Regions from separate parts of the Homo sapiens genome. Here all the other regions are linked to region 2. A link is a contact called in ENCODE Hi-C or POLR2A ChIA-PET data. All regions are on one chromosome and are shown on one strand. The core of a region is the stretch at or near the end of the contact, and the rest is flanking DNA. Distances in the headings are between cores, read along the strand shown.

Region 1 (4,063 bases), core at 1,156-3,655, 76 kb after region 2:
CACATCACCCCAACCCCAACCTCTTTGCCTCCCCTCCCCACAGGCAGAGTTTACGTTATTAATGTGAGGTGCTGATCGTACCCCACCGAGGCCAGTGGTCTGCCATGAGAATGCCTCCTCTCTCACACCACTCTATGTTTGTTTTTCCTGGAGTTAAAAATTGCCTTGGGCTTTTGTTTGCTCAGTTTTCCACGTGCTTCTTGCTAACATTTCTAAAAATTTTAACGCATCTGTTAAATGCCTAAACACACTTCCAAGTACTCAAATACAGTAGCTTTTTTTTTTCTTAGAGACTTTTGAGCCTTCCTCATCTCTCTCTTGTATTGGGTCCTCTGTTTCCAGAATTCCATGTTATCTAGTTTTCTCCCTTATTTTACTGAAGTGCATTATCCAGTAGTTTTCAAAGAAAGTACTCAGGCAAAAAGACAGATGGATAGATAGTGATGAATGAATATGTATATAAGTAGATGGTAGATAGATAGAGGATTAATAAATAGATGAATGACATAGGTAGATAGATGATTGATAGATAAATCTCATTTTCGTATTTAAAAAATATCTATATTCTCTCCAACCCTCTAGACCAATACTTAGTAATTTTATTTAGTACATTTTTCCTTCTCTACAGATGCAATACCATCTTTGATATCTGAGAACATAAAATATTGTTTTTCGATTATTTAGCCCCCTGGTTATTTTTGTTTCTTTTGCATACCTGCTTTGCGATTTTACCCCTTAGTGTCTGTCTTTCATGTAAAGACTTTCTCTACAGCTTCTGGTGACCTTCCGCTGCCCACTCACATTGCAGAATGGGACATTAAAGTAAGTGTGGATTGGAGTTTGGGTGGGGAGGTAGAAATAGCAGAGGGCTTGCAGACTGATGCAATGGGAGCTAGTCTCAAGCCAGGACCCATCCAATGCCAATTCCTGCCAATGTTTTCTCTGGGAGTTTTTCACTTTCTCCAAGGAGGAGTCCTCCACACTTCTCCCCAGGTGAGGGCAGGGTAGACCTGTGGAAGCAGAGTGGGAAGAAGAGCTGAGGGTCCCAGGTTCAGGAGGCTGGCTTGCATGTAATCTGTCTTTTTAGCCCCAAAGCTCCCCTCCAGCCCTCTCTGGGTCTACCATTCCCAGCCTAGTGGGACTGTCTGTTCCTTCAGCAAGTAAACATCCCACCTAGTTATAGGTTGAATTACGTTCCCTCCAAAATTCACAGGTTGAAATCCTAACCCCCAAGTCCCTCCGAGTGTGTGTGTAGATCTGGAGATAGAGCTGTTACAAAGGTAATTATTTAAGATAGGATTGCAAGGGTGGGCCCCAATCCAGTATGATTCATATCCTTATGTAAAGGGGAAATTTGGACATAGATGCATTCGTACACGTAGAGAATGCCATGTAAGGATTGGAGCTCTGCTGCCACAAGCCAAGGAACTAACAGAAGGTAGGAGAGAGGCCTTGGGCAGAGAGAGTCCTGGTGCCTTCACGGGGAGTGGGGCCCTGCCAACACCTGGATCTTGGATTTCTGGCCTCCAGAACTGTAAAACACTCCATTGCTATTGTTCTAAGTCACCTAGTGTGTGGCACTTTGTTATGGCATCCCCAGTCAACTACCACCTCCTATGGGGACTGTGTCCAGAGTAGCCACAGGGCATACAGAATGGGAGAGGGAACTGTGGTGCCTGAGGTCCTCCAGGCAGATACTGCAGGGGCCCTGCCATGAGCCCAGGGCTTTGTCCACCTCCGTCTGCTTGCACCTTCCAGTGGGTGGCAGGAGAGGGGACACTCCTGGTCAGGATCTGCTCAGATGAGGCACTTACAAAATGTGTTGTGATGCTTTACCCTTGGTTATCCCTGCTGTCTTTCACTCTATAAGTTAATAAGGCTTTTGTCCCTTTCTTGTCATTTTAGAGAGGCTGGGAGACAGAGGGGCGGCACCTGAGCGTAGCGAGTCCGCTCTCCCTAACTGGAGTCTTCTCTGGTCTCTGTAGAGCAAGCATCCATGGCACTAGTCAGAAGCCCCTCACCCAGAGGGTGCAGGTATCTTCACTGAGACTGCCAAAGTGGTACGGGTGACAAGGTATTACGGGTGAAAATGTCATCTTCCCACAGAGGGAAAAAGAAGCCTCATAACTAGCTCAATAACAATGACCAAAAGCATAATGTGAGCATTTCCTATTACTAGGGTGGTTTTAATGTACCTCACAAATTACACCAGGGGGTGTAGTTTCATTTCCCGCCCCTTGAGTGTGGGCAGGACTTTCACAAACATAAAAAAAGGAAAAGAAAAAAATAGTCACTAGACAGTGGAAAAACCTGGCAGATGTCGCCCAGACCAAAAGGTGAAGGTCAGCCTCCTAGGAATGAGTCACGTGGGTGTCATGCCTGCTTTGATGTGGAGTGATAAGTGAGACCGTTCACCTCTGTGCTGTTCCTCCGAAAACCGGTAACTGTGATCCAATCAGAGAAAACCTCAAGCCAACTCAGCTGGAGGAAAATCCTGCGAAACAGCTGGCCAGTACTCGTCAAAAGTATCAAGGTTAGAAAAGACAAAAGAAGACGGAGGAGCTGTCGCAGGCTGGAGGAGAGACGGGAGTCCTGACAAGTTAGTGAAATGTAGGCTCCTGGTCTGGATCCTGGAACAGAAAAAGGGAGTGAGTGGAAAGATAGGGAAACTCAAACAAAGTCTACCATTTGGCTAATCGTATTTTACCCACAATAATTCCTCAGATTTGACCAATGGGCCGTGTTGATACAAGATCTTGACATGAAAAAAGTATGTATGGAAACTCTATCCTTGTAACTTTTCTGTCTGTCCAACGTTATTTCAACACAGAAAGTTAGAAAAATGACCTTAAGCTCAAGCTCTCCGTTTTTCTTTACTTTTTTCTTTCATCCAACTGAGCTGGTTCCAGTGCGAGCCCTGCATCGTCTCCTCTCTGGCTTCCCCTTCCAAACTTCTTCCTCACCCACCATGGGCATTTCGGCCTCTATCTGGGGCTCTGTGAGCACTAATCTTCCATGCATGCGGAGCTTCTAGCTCCCTCCACACCCCCTGCACAACCCATCTCCACAAAGGGGGAAGGAATACGGCCTAGATAAAACCTCTAGAGTCTTCCTCTCACTGCATGAACCGCCCTCCCCACTTGCTGGGCTTCACTCTGGACACTCTTGCTGTGCCCCAGGGCCTTCCTGGCTGCTCCTTTGCTCCTCCTGGACAGCCTTTGGCATCAGCTCCGGGCTCCAGGGCCTCTTTCTGCAGGCTCCTCGGTGCTCTTTCCCTCCTGTAATTCCTGGTCATCGTGTTCACAGATATGTTCATTTCTTATTCCTGTGTCCCACCCAAACCCCCAAGCTTCATGACTCCAGGTTGAGGCCCATTTTTTTCATCAGTGCCCCTCACCCACCTCCTGGAAGGACCTGGAAGAGTGCTTGGCACAACAGGGACACTCACAAGTGTGTTGAGAGGATGAATGGCAGCGTGTAGGGCTGGGGAGGAGGCTGGCGCGCTCTCACAGTCTCTCTCCTGCAGGAAGTGGGTGCTTCCTGGGAGAAGCCTTCCAGGCTCTACTGCAAGAATTCCTTTGATGGTGAGGACCAGGGAAGCAGCCAAGAAAAGTGGAGAAAATGTATGTGGGGGATGTATAACGTGTGTGTGTGGTGCATATGCATATGCGTGTGTATAGGTGTGCATAGTATTGTGTGGTACGTGTATGATGTGTGTAGTGCGGTGTGTGTGCATGTATGTGCGTGGTGCGTGTAGCGCAGTATGTGTGCATGTGTGTGTATGTGTGTGTATAGGTGTGTGTAACATTGTGTAGTGTGTGTATGATGTGTGTAGTGTGGTGTGTGTGCATATCCGTGCATATATGTGTGTGGTGTTGTGTGGTGTGTGTGTGCATATGTGTGTGTGGTATGTGGTATGTGTGCATATCCATGGGTAGTGTGAGTGTGTGGTGTGTGTGATACAGTGTGTGTACATATGCACGCAGAAGTCTTTGACTTGGAACCAGTCAAAGAAGAGTTAATAAGAGAAATTCAAAGAGCTATGGCCTCCCCCAGCCCCCTG
Region 2 (3,950 bases), core at 408-2,907:
CCATCTCAAAAAAAAAAAAAAAAAAAAAAAAAAAAAGACACTGAAAGGGCACTGTCTTTTTAATTAAGTTGTTCTCTCTCCCCCGTGTCTTTAGTTCTATACAGAAAAAATGTCATATTTTATTATGCTCTGAAGTCTCTGTTTTAGTTTACTCTGACAAAGCTGTTGCTCAGAGTAAAAGTCAGCAAGTCACCCAGCCATAACACACATTGTCTATACCAGCAGGGCAAAGGTGAAATAATCCAGGGATTGTCCCCAACTCTCTTCTGACATGACGGATGGTTGGCCCAGTACCTGATGGTAACAGGAGCTACGACAAGCAGGAGTACTACAAGATGAAGGGAGATTTGGGACGATGTTTGATCTTTGAAGGTCACCCTTCCTGCGTACGAGGCAGAAGTCAAGCTGACGTCTCTAAGCTCCTCTCCTGGTTTTGAGCAAGCATGTTCCAGGAAGCTGATTTGTTATTTTGGCAAGTGACTGTTTATCATGATGCATTTCGGGGGAGTTGGGGGTCAGGTTTCCTGTTGCAGGGAGTTCTGATAGTTCCTGATATTTACATACATAGGTCTTCAACTATTGATGAAAAATGTAATGTGGGAAGGTGAATTTCAACCCTATGTGGTTGAAACTCAACAAAAAGAATATATAGAGATAAAAAGCTGGGGAGAATGTAGTCTGTATATTACGAGGATTCTTTGAATCCATGCATAGAAATTTGTTGTCTCCATTTTTCTTCCACACAGAACACTTAAAATTCAAAAGTCAGGAGAGGCAACTTTGATGCTGAGAGATGAGCTCTCCATGACATCTCCCTGAAATAGTTCGGATTTATCCTGCAGCCGCAAATCAGAGTCATGCATTACTTCTTTCTGAAAAACAAATTTAAAACCACCCGTCATTCCTCATCATTTGTACAAAAATCCTTATGAAAATGATTAAAGAAGGTAATGGAAGCACAACTCCCGCGTTGGTAAGGACAGAGCAAAGACCTTCCATAAAAGCTAGTTCCCTTCTCCTCCTTTTGAAAACCAAACCAAACAAAAATATCTGGCTGAAACGACAGTGAAACAGCAGAAAATTATTTACCTTCAAAATTGCAGACAAAATAACCCCCCACACACAGTTCAAAGAAATGAACTTGTAAATATTGTGACTTATTAAAACAACAAGGCTATAATTCACTTCACCTCCAGAAAAAAATCAAAACAGCACTTGCTTAACCTCCACAAGAACCCTGAGAAGTTGGCAATGCAAAGGACAGCTCTTTCTGCAGGAGCAGCAGGGAGAGGGAGACTTCGCCTCATGCATGTTTACACAAGGCTTAAAATAGATTTTGAGTGCCTAACGCTGCTCAGCGCCTTAGTGTAACTCCAATGCCAGCCTTCCCAGCAGCCAGTGGACTCCGACCTTGATCCCTGCACCGGTGCCAGGCAAGCCCCAGGAGCATGTGCTACGGAGCCAGTCCACAGAGCTCCCTCCTCAGGGACCCGACACCAGAACTGGACCTTCATCTGGCTGTCCCCAGTCACTCCCAGCGCCTTCTCAGGCATTTTCACTTTCTGGGCAGAAGGAGAGGTGGGCTGTCTCTTCAGTCTCAATACCCAGCTGTCCCAGCCAGGCATGGAAAGTGAAAGCTTGCTGCTGAGAACCACCCCGACTTACAGGAAGGAGCCCTGAGGTTTCTGTGACCCCAGGCCCTTGACTGGAAAGTGGCTACTGAGGCTGAGTGTCTCCTAGCCCTGCCCTGGTGTGTGCCTCCCTGGGGCAGAGGGCACATCTCAGTCATGCCCCTCTCCTCGGGAGGGGGAAGGCCCCACATGGCCCAGAGGTACTGGGGGACCAGCTCAAGCTCCTTTTGCCACAACACTTTTCACCAGAAAACTCTAAGCCTGCAGGGGCTGCCCCTCAGCCAGCTCCTGTGCACAGGTCAGGAAATCAGAGCCGCTGTCAGGCAGGGCAGGCCTCAAGTCCGTGAGCATTTGCCAGGTCAGAGCCTTCTCAGAGCTGTGGCCTGCTACACCCTACCTGCTAAACCTGCATGGAACCCTGGGCTGATCCCCCTAGGTCCATTTAAAACCTGGAGCTCTACTACCAGTTCTAGCCCAGGCAGCGCCTGCCAGCCATCGCAGAACAGCTCAGCACAGCCTGGCAAGGCCAGCAAGCCACTGGGCAAACCGGTTATCTCAGCAGGGCCCAGCAACAAAACTTTCTGCCAACTCAGGTGAAAGAGAGTGAGTACATGTCTGTAATGTCTCTGTGTATGTGTGTGTACATACAACACACACATACAGACATATATATACATATATATTGAGGTATATCTGCACATATATATGAAAGTATATATTTAACAGTAAATGTCCCACAAGTACAGGAAGCTGCATAAAGCAAACATGAAGTTTAATGAAGTCCTATAAGGCAAAAATGCTTGTAACCCCCAGCACCCACTCTAGAGCCTTCCCACCCCCCTACAGAACCCCACTCCCAAATCTCTCCTCCCTCCTGGGGCACAGCTGGGCTGAGTCTTATGGCCATTAGTTCTCTAGTTTTCTTTGTCATTTTATTACCCAAGTGAGATTCATCCTCCATGGAGCATAGTGTTGCCTTTTATCTTTGGCTATGCCTGATAAGTCAGCAAGTGCCCACGCCTGAGGTAGACATGGATATACATATATGCATGTGTGCATATGCATGAGTATGAAAGCAGATGCTGTAACATGCTTAGAACAGAATCCACACTCCTCTCCCGTTCAGGCTAGTGCCCTGCTATTTGGAACGCCATTTATTGGATAAACAACAGACAAGTATAAATTAATACCATACTTTAAAAAAAAAAACTGCATGTGGTGCCTCAAGCCTGAGCCATTAGAACAATTCCCCGAGTATGAGTGTGAAGCTACTCCCAGAGCCAGGAGGCCTCCATGTGTATCTCCACCACTCCCTCTGCAGCCCCATGGGTGGTGAGCCTGGGGACCCCAGTGAAACCATCTCCAGCTCCTACCAGATTTCCAGCTTCTTGAGGAAGGAGGCCGGCAGGGCTCAGTACATTGGCCACAGAACGCAGCCGGAGAAGGAATCCAGGGTGGTCTAGGCCAACCCGTACCCCCTTGATGGGGTCGATTGCCAAATGTCTGTGAATTTCGGGACCAGTTGTTACACACAGCCATTATTAAAAATTAAAATGAATAGATTTGCAATAAAATAAATTATATTAAAATTCAAGATAATAACCCCCACATTGTGTTATTATCAGTGTTCTCTAGGCTGCGTGTCTGTTTATCTGTCTGGTGATATATGTACGTCATCGTACTTAAGGTAGTGGCTCTGCACACCCTTTCCAACTCTGTTTTTGGTGACATGGCATTAGCTTTCCATTGGCTGTCATGGGAGGATTTATACCACAGACAATGACAAATATTACAAACCAGGTGTCCCATACATAAACACAATATACATCCATCCATATGCATATACCAAGCACACATATACTTACATGCCACACTTATATGCATGCACCACACAACACACACACACCACACTACACACAATACACTGTTGGTTCCTCCCCCAAATCCTCTAAGATTAAGAACTGGAAGCCAAGCATCTTTTAAGGCGGCCTTCCCAACCTGAGACCTTGGGTGGCCTCCCAGGTCTGAGAGAAGTTGGGATGTCTCATCCCCACCACAGGGAGGTGGCTCTGGGCAGGGCCAGAACCTGATGCGGGGCTAGTGGAGGCTGCAATGTGGTCAGGGATGGCCTGAGAGGGCTCAAGGCCCTCTGAGCAGAGCCCTGCTCACACCCAGGGTCCTTCAGTCAGGCAACAGTAGCCCAAGGTTTTCTTGGGCGATCTATGTCCCTGGCAGCATCTGCCCCCTTGGAATTGCAGGTGGTCTGCAGCACCTCCACACCTGGAACCCCACGAGGAGCCTTGCCTCTGCCTTCACAGC
Region 3 (4,415 bases), core at 449-2,948, 120 kb after region 2:
GCCTTCCAGAACTCGGAAAGAATAAATTTCTGTTGCTTTAAGCCACCCAGGATGGGATGTTTCGTTACAGAAGCCCTAGGAAATGAATGCAGAGGCCTGTTTTGCTATTTGCACATGACTTGTCCTGCTGTATGCAGTGGTTGTCAAAAGCATGGTCCCCAGACCAGCACCATCAACATCCCCTGGGATCCTGTTGACAAAACAAGTGCCAGCCCCGGCCAAAGCTATTACATAAGAAAATTGGGGCGTGGGGGCAGTGATTTGTGTTTTACGGAGCCCTCCAGGGTATTCTGATGCTGCTCCAATCACCACCACTGGAGAGGAGGTGGGATGTCAAGGAAAGGGCAGGATAGGGACCGGAGGATGGGCCTGCAGGGGCCTGCGGCTGCTTCCGGCAGCATCCCTGGACAGCTGTGCTGGGCCTGTTGGCAGGAGGGAAGGCAGTCAGGCCTGAAGAGGTGGGTGTGCATACCCCACAAGGTGTCATCAGCTCCCAAAACTTGAGAGACTTAAGAATGCACCATCACACCTGTGTGTGGCCACACATTTTGTTCTGCAGAACTCCTAGTGCTCTGTGTCTTGGGCCTTACAGAATAATCATAGCCCACGGCCACTTTGCGTGGACAGTGGAAACAGTGCCAGTGGGGTGCTGTCACAGCCACGGATGGCCATGCCCTTCCCAGCTGGCTCCTAAAGGACACATCCCCAGAGTTTCTGCAGCTCCAGTGGCAAGGTATAGCAGGCATGGCCCCAGCTGGCTCCCAGCTGCTCCAGGCCCCCTTGGCTCTGTGCCTCTGTACACGGTGTCCCTGTCTGCTGAACTGTTCTGTCCCCACTGAGTCATCCTGTAAAGCAGCTCTCCTATGTCACCTCCCCTCGGCTGTTCTCTGTGCCCACTGCCTCCGCTGCTCACTCTATCTCAGCATGCAGCGAGGCCCTCAAGAGATCCACCCACACAGCCACCTCTTTCCCGACTGTCATCCTCCCAGCTGCCCCACTTTGTTCTCCTGGTGGCCCTCTCCCTCCCCGAATCACCACTTCTGTTCACTATATTACTTAATCATTGGGTTTCAGGATGCACTTAGTATGTACATGCACAGCCAGAAGGAAAGCTGACTCTTCCTCTTAGAAGCCCAGGCTGGCCATTCTAAAGTGGTAACAATCTCCAAATAATTCCTCAAACCCCGATTCCTTCACTGCTGTGGACACACAACCCTGTGGAGATCATATTCCTTGTTTTAACTACGACTTAGCAGAAAAATAGAAGGTGAAAGTTCATTTGGGTTATGGATGTGATAACTTTTGAATACAAGGTCACCTCCCTGGTCCCATGACAGTCCCAAACCCAGGTCCACCTCAAGCTGGAGCAGAACCAGCCTCCTCCTTCTCCCTGCCTTCTCTGGGCAGAGACACACACTTGTCCCTTGGGGCACTAGGCATAGGTCTATTGGCAAGGACTCCGAGGCCGCTTCTGCAAAGCACAGAGCCAGGACCTGCAGAAATGGCCGAAGGAGGGTGCTTTTCCTTCATCCCCTTGTCATGCACACTCATTGGAAATTTTCTTGGGCTCCTTCCAAAATAATTGATGCTTTAGGAAGGAATAGACAGATCAACAATGTGGGCGGGATGCTGAGTTGGGTCCTGAGACTGGGGGCCTGGAGTCCATGAAGAGATGTGCTCCCTGAGGAATCTTGGTGGCAAATATAACAAGGCCAGCCTCAGGTGTGGGGTTGGGAGGCGAGGTGGGGCGCTTCTCCCTGGAAAGCAGCTGCTGCCTGCTCAGGCCTGGGGAGGAAATGAAGCTTTCTGCTCATTCACTCACCTGCCAGTATGCACAGAAGGCAAACGGGGAGACAGTTTGACCGAGAGAACCATCTGTGTGGGTCAGCTCAGGCCGTGGTAATAACGTGCCACAGATCTGGCAGCTCAAACAGCAGAACTGTATCGTCTCACATCTCTGGAGACTGAACGTCTAAGACGAGGCTGTCAGCAGGACTGGTTCCTTCTGAGGCCTCTCCTCGCCTTGCCGATGGTGTCTTCTCCCTGCACGCTCACATGGTCATCCCTCTGTGTGTATCTAATCTCTTCTTCCCAGGATACCAGTCCTATTGAATCAGGGCCCACCGCAATAACTTTATTTTACCTTACCTCTTTAATGGCCCTGTCTCCAAATACACTCACATTCTGAGGTCCTGGGTTCAACGCCAACATATGAATTTGGGGGAACAGAGTTCAGCCCATCCCATCACCCCAACCCTCAGCTGGAGGGCAGCATGTCTACCCATCTAGGAGGTCACCCTGTTTCTATGTGTAAGAAGTCCAGGTGGTTTTTGGGAAACGCCATAGCTCCAGCCTGCAATGGTGCATGGAGCAGGGGCCAAGGCTGCTGATACCCTGGGCTGGCCCCGTCTTCAACTTTAAAGCAACATATTGAGAGGCTCTCTGAACTGTACACCATGTTCTTGGCCACCTGACAAGGGGAGAAATAGGACAAAGAAAGTTGTGTGATGAGGCAGAGGATCTTCACAAGCACAGGGCAAGAGTGGGGTGGGATGGGGGACTGAGCTGATCCCCGGGGGGGATGAGGGAGTGTCACACCTTCCAGACCCTGCACACCATCCTCAGCCTGCTGGGATGGCCTCCTCCCCTCTGGAGCCAACCTATCCTGCACCACTTTCTGGGTACGTCCATGCTCGTGGGGAAAAGGAGCAGATTCTCTGGCCCTTAGGATACCTGAGCTTGTCCTAAGCAGCCAGTTTGGACCTGCACAAGCCTGATTGACTTCAGGATGTAGCCAGACCACAGATGGTGGCCTTCCTTCTTCGCTCTATGTCCTTTCTTATGCACGTGGATCTGAAGCCCTTTGCAGCAATTTTTAAAGGGAAAAACATAATTTTTTAAAAAATGGCATGGAGCAGCTGGGCGCAGTGGCTCACACCTGTAATCTCAGCACTTTGGGAGGCCGAGGTGGGTGGATCACGAGGTCAGGAGATCGAGATGATCCTGGCTAACACGGTGAAACCCTGTCTTTACTAAAAATACAAAAAATTAGCCGGGCGTGGTGGCAGGTGCCTGTAATCCCAGCTACTCGGGAGGCTGAGGCAGGAGAATGGTGTGAACCTGGGAGGCGGAGCTTGCAGTGAGTCGAGATCGCGCCACTGCACTCCAGCCTGGGTGACAGAGCAAGACTCTGTCTCACAAAAAAAAAAAAAAAAAAGGCATGGAGCAATTGACAAGTCAGGATGAGAAGCTGAGAAGGTGTGGAGTGGAGAAGAGAGATGGTGGAGGGCCTTGCAGAGGGTGAGGCACCCCGAGAAGAAGAGGGAGGCCCTTGTGAGTTAAACCCATGTGTCCAGGGACAGGGCTGAGCTGGGAGGGGTGGGGCTCACCCATTTTATTTATTTACTTACTTATTTAGTCTTTTTTAAATTTTACTTTTTTATAAAACTTTTTTTAACTTTTTTCTTTCTTTCTTTCTTTTTTTTTCTTTTTTTTTGAGACGGAGTCTCATTCTGTCACCCAGGCTGGAGGTGCAGTGGCGCAATCTCGGCTCACTGCAAGCTCCACCTCCCGGGTTCACGCCATTCTCCTGCCTCAGCCTCCGGAGTAGCTGGGACCACAGGTGCCCGCCACCACACCAGGCTAATTTTTTTGTATTTTTAGTAGAGACGGGGTTTCACCATGTTAGCCAAGATGGTCTTGATCTCCTGACCTCGTGATCTGCCCGCCTCGGCCTCCCAAAGTGCTGGGATTACAGGCATGAGCCACCGCACCCAGCCTCCTTCTTTCTTTTTTAAGAGACAGTTTCCCTCCATGTTGCCCCTCCTGGCCTCAGGTGATCCTCCCACCTCTGCCTCCTGAGTAGCTCAGCTTACAGGCATGAGCCACCGCACTCGACTAAGGGGGAGTCTGGGCCTTGGGGAGCTGTTGTCCCCCATAGTCCTGTGGACTCCTGCAGATGATGAAGTAGCCAGCTGGAAGGCTTTAGGATAAGAGTTGAGCATGTGCCTGCCCTTCTGCCATCAAAAGCAGGTGTGATGGGGGCCCCAGAGGATACGTTAAACTTCAGCTCCACAGATGGGGGCGGTGCATGGATGCCCTCGTGAGCTGCCAGAGCTGCCTTCTCCTGCCCTCAGCACCCTTGGGACCTGCACAGCTGGCACGCTGGGGGGGTCTGCCATGCAGTAAGGAGGAATCAGGCTTTTGAATAAAGAGGAGAAGGCTAGCTGGCTGCAGTTCCTAAACACGCACCGAGGGCCTCTCAGACCAAGGCAGGAGAACTTCACGGGGTAACTCACATGGCTGCTGACTGCTTTCTGACAGAAAAAGAGTAGGAGAAAAAAAATTAAAGTGAAGAGAAAAAGGACAGAGAAAGAGATCAGTGCGGAAGCTGCCAGGCAGTTTTTCTCTCTGTT

Evidence for each region. A loop is a pair of places that touch in the nucleus more often than their neighbours do. ChIA-PET counts read pairs that join two places held with the same protein, here RNA polymerase II (POLR2A). Pooled maps may share reads with other maps.
Region 1: a loop to region 2 is called in a map of heart left ventricle, with 2.8 times the contacts of the local background. The contact joins two enhancer-like sites. A Hi-C loop is called at or near these places in 9 of 168 maps with a recorded cell type or tissue (Caco-2, Right ventricle myocardium inferior, Right ventricle myocardium superior and 5 more), 1 of 37 single-sample maps with no recorded cell type and 15 of 50 pooled maps. POLR2A ChIA-PET finds 5 or more read pairs at or near these places in 2 of 52 experiments (H1 and WTC11).
Region 3: a loop to region 2 is called in a map of heart right ventricle, with 3 times the contacts of the local background. The contact joins two enhancer-like sites. A Hi-C loop is called at or near these places in 10 of 168 maps with a recorded cell type or tissue (Right ventricle myocardium inferior, cardiac septum, gastrocnemius medialis and 6 more), 1 of 37 single-sample maps with no recorded cell type and 11 of 50 pooled maps.

Annotation. Positions count from the first base shown.
Region 1 is chr9:89,922,478-89,926,540 of GRCh38, reverse strand. No RefSeq gene overlaps it. Among named protein-coding and RNA genes, the nearest start is that of MIR4290, 99 kb to the left of the region's middle. Within about 2 kb of position 2,405, at least 3 of the 41 ENCODE cell types and tissues checked have a DNase peak (open chromatin) inside an H3K27ac peak, as active enhancers do.
Region 2 is chr9:89,997,563-90,001,512 of GRCh38, reverse strand. No RefSeq gene overlaps it. Among named protein-coding and RNA genes, the nearest start is that of MIR4290, 24 kb to the left of the region's middle. RefSeq lists enhancers at 1,559-1,648, 1,699-1,748, 1,759-1,828, 1,869-2,038. Within about 2 kb of position 1,657, at least 31 of the 41 ENCODE cell types and tissues checked have a DNase peak (open chromatin) inside an H3K27ac peak, as active enhancers do; they include gastrocnemius medialis, heart right ventricle, psoas muscle and 1 more, where a contact is called at or near this core.
Region 3 is chr9:89,875,334-89,879,748 of GRCh38, reverse strand. No RefSeq gene overlaps it. Among named protein-coding and RNA genes, the nearest start is that of MIR4290, 150 kb to the left of the region's middle. Within about 2 kb of position 1,698, at least 11 of the 41 ENCODE cell types and tissues checked have a DNase peak (open chromatin) inside an H3K27ac peak, as active enhancers do; they include gastrocnemius medialis, heart right ventricle, psoas muscle and 1 more, where a contact is called at or near this core.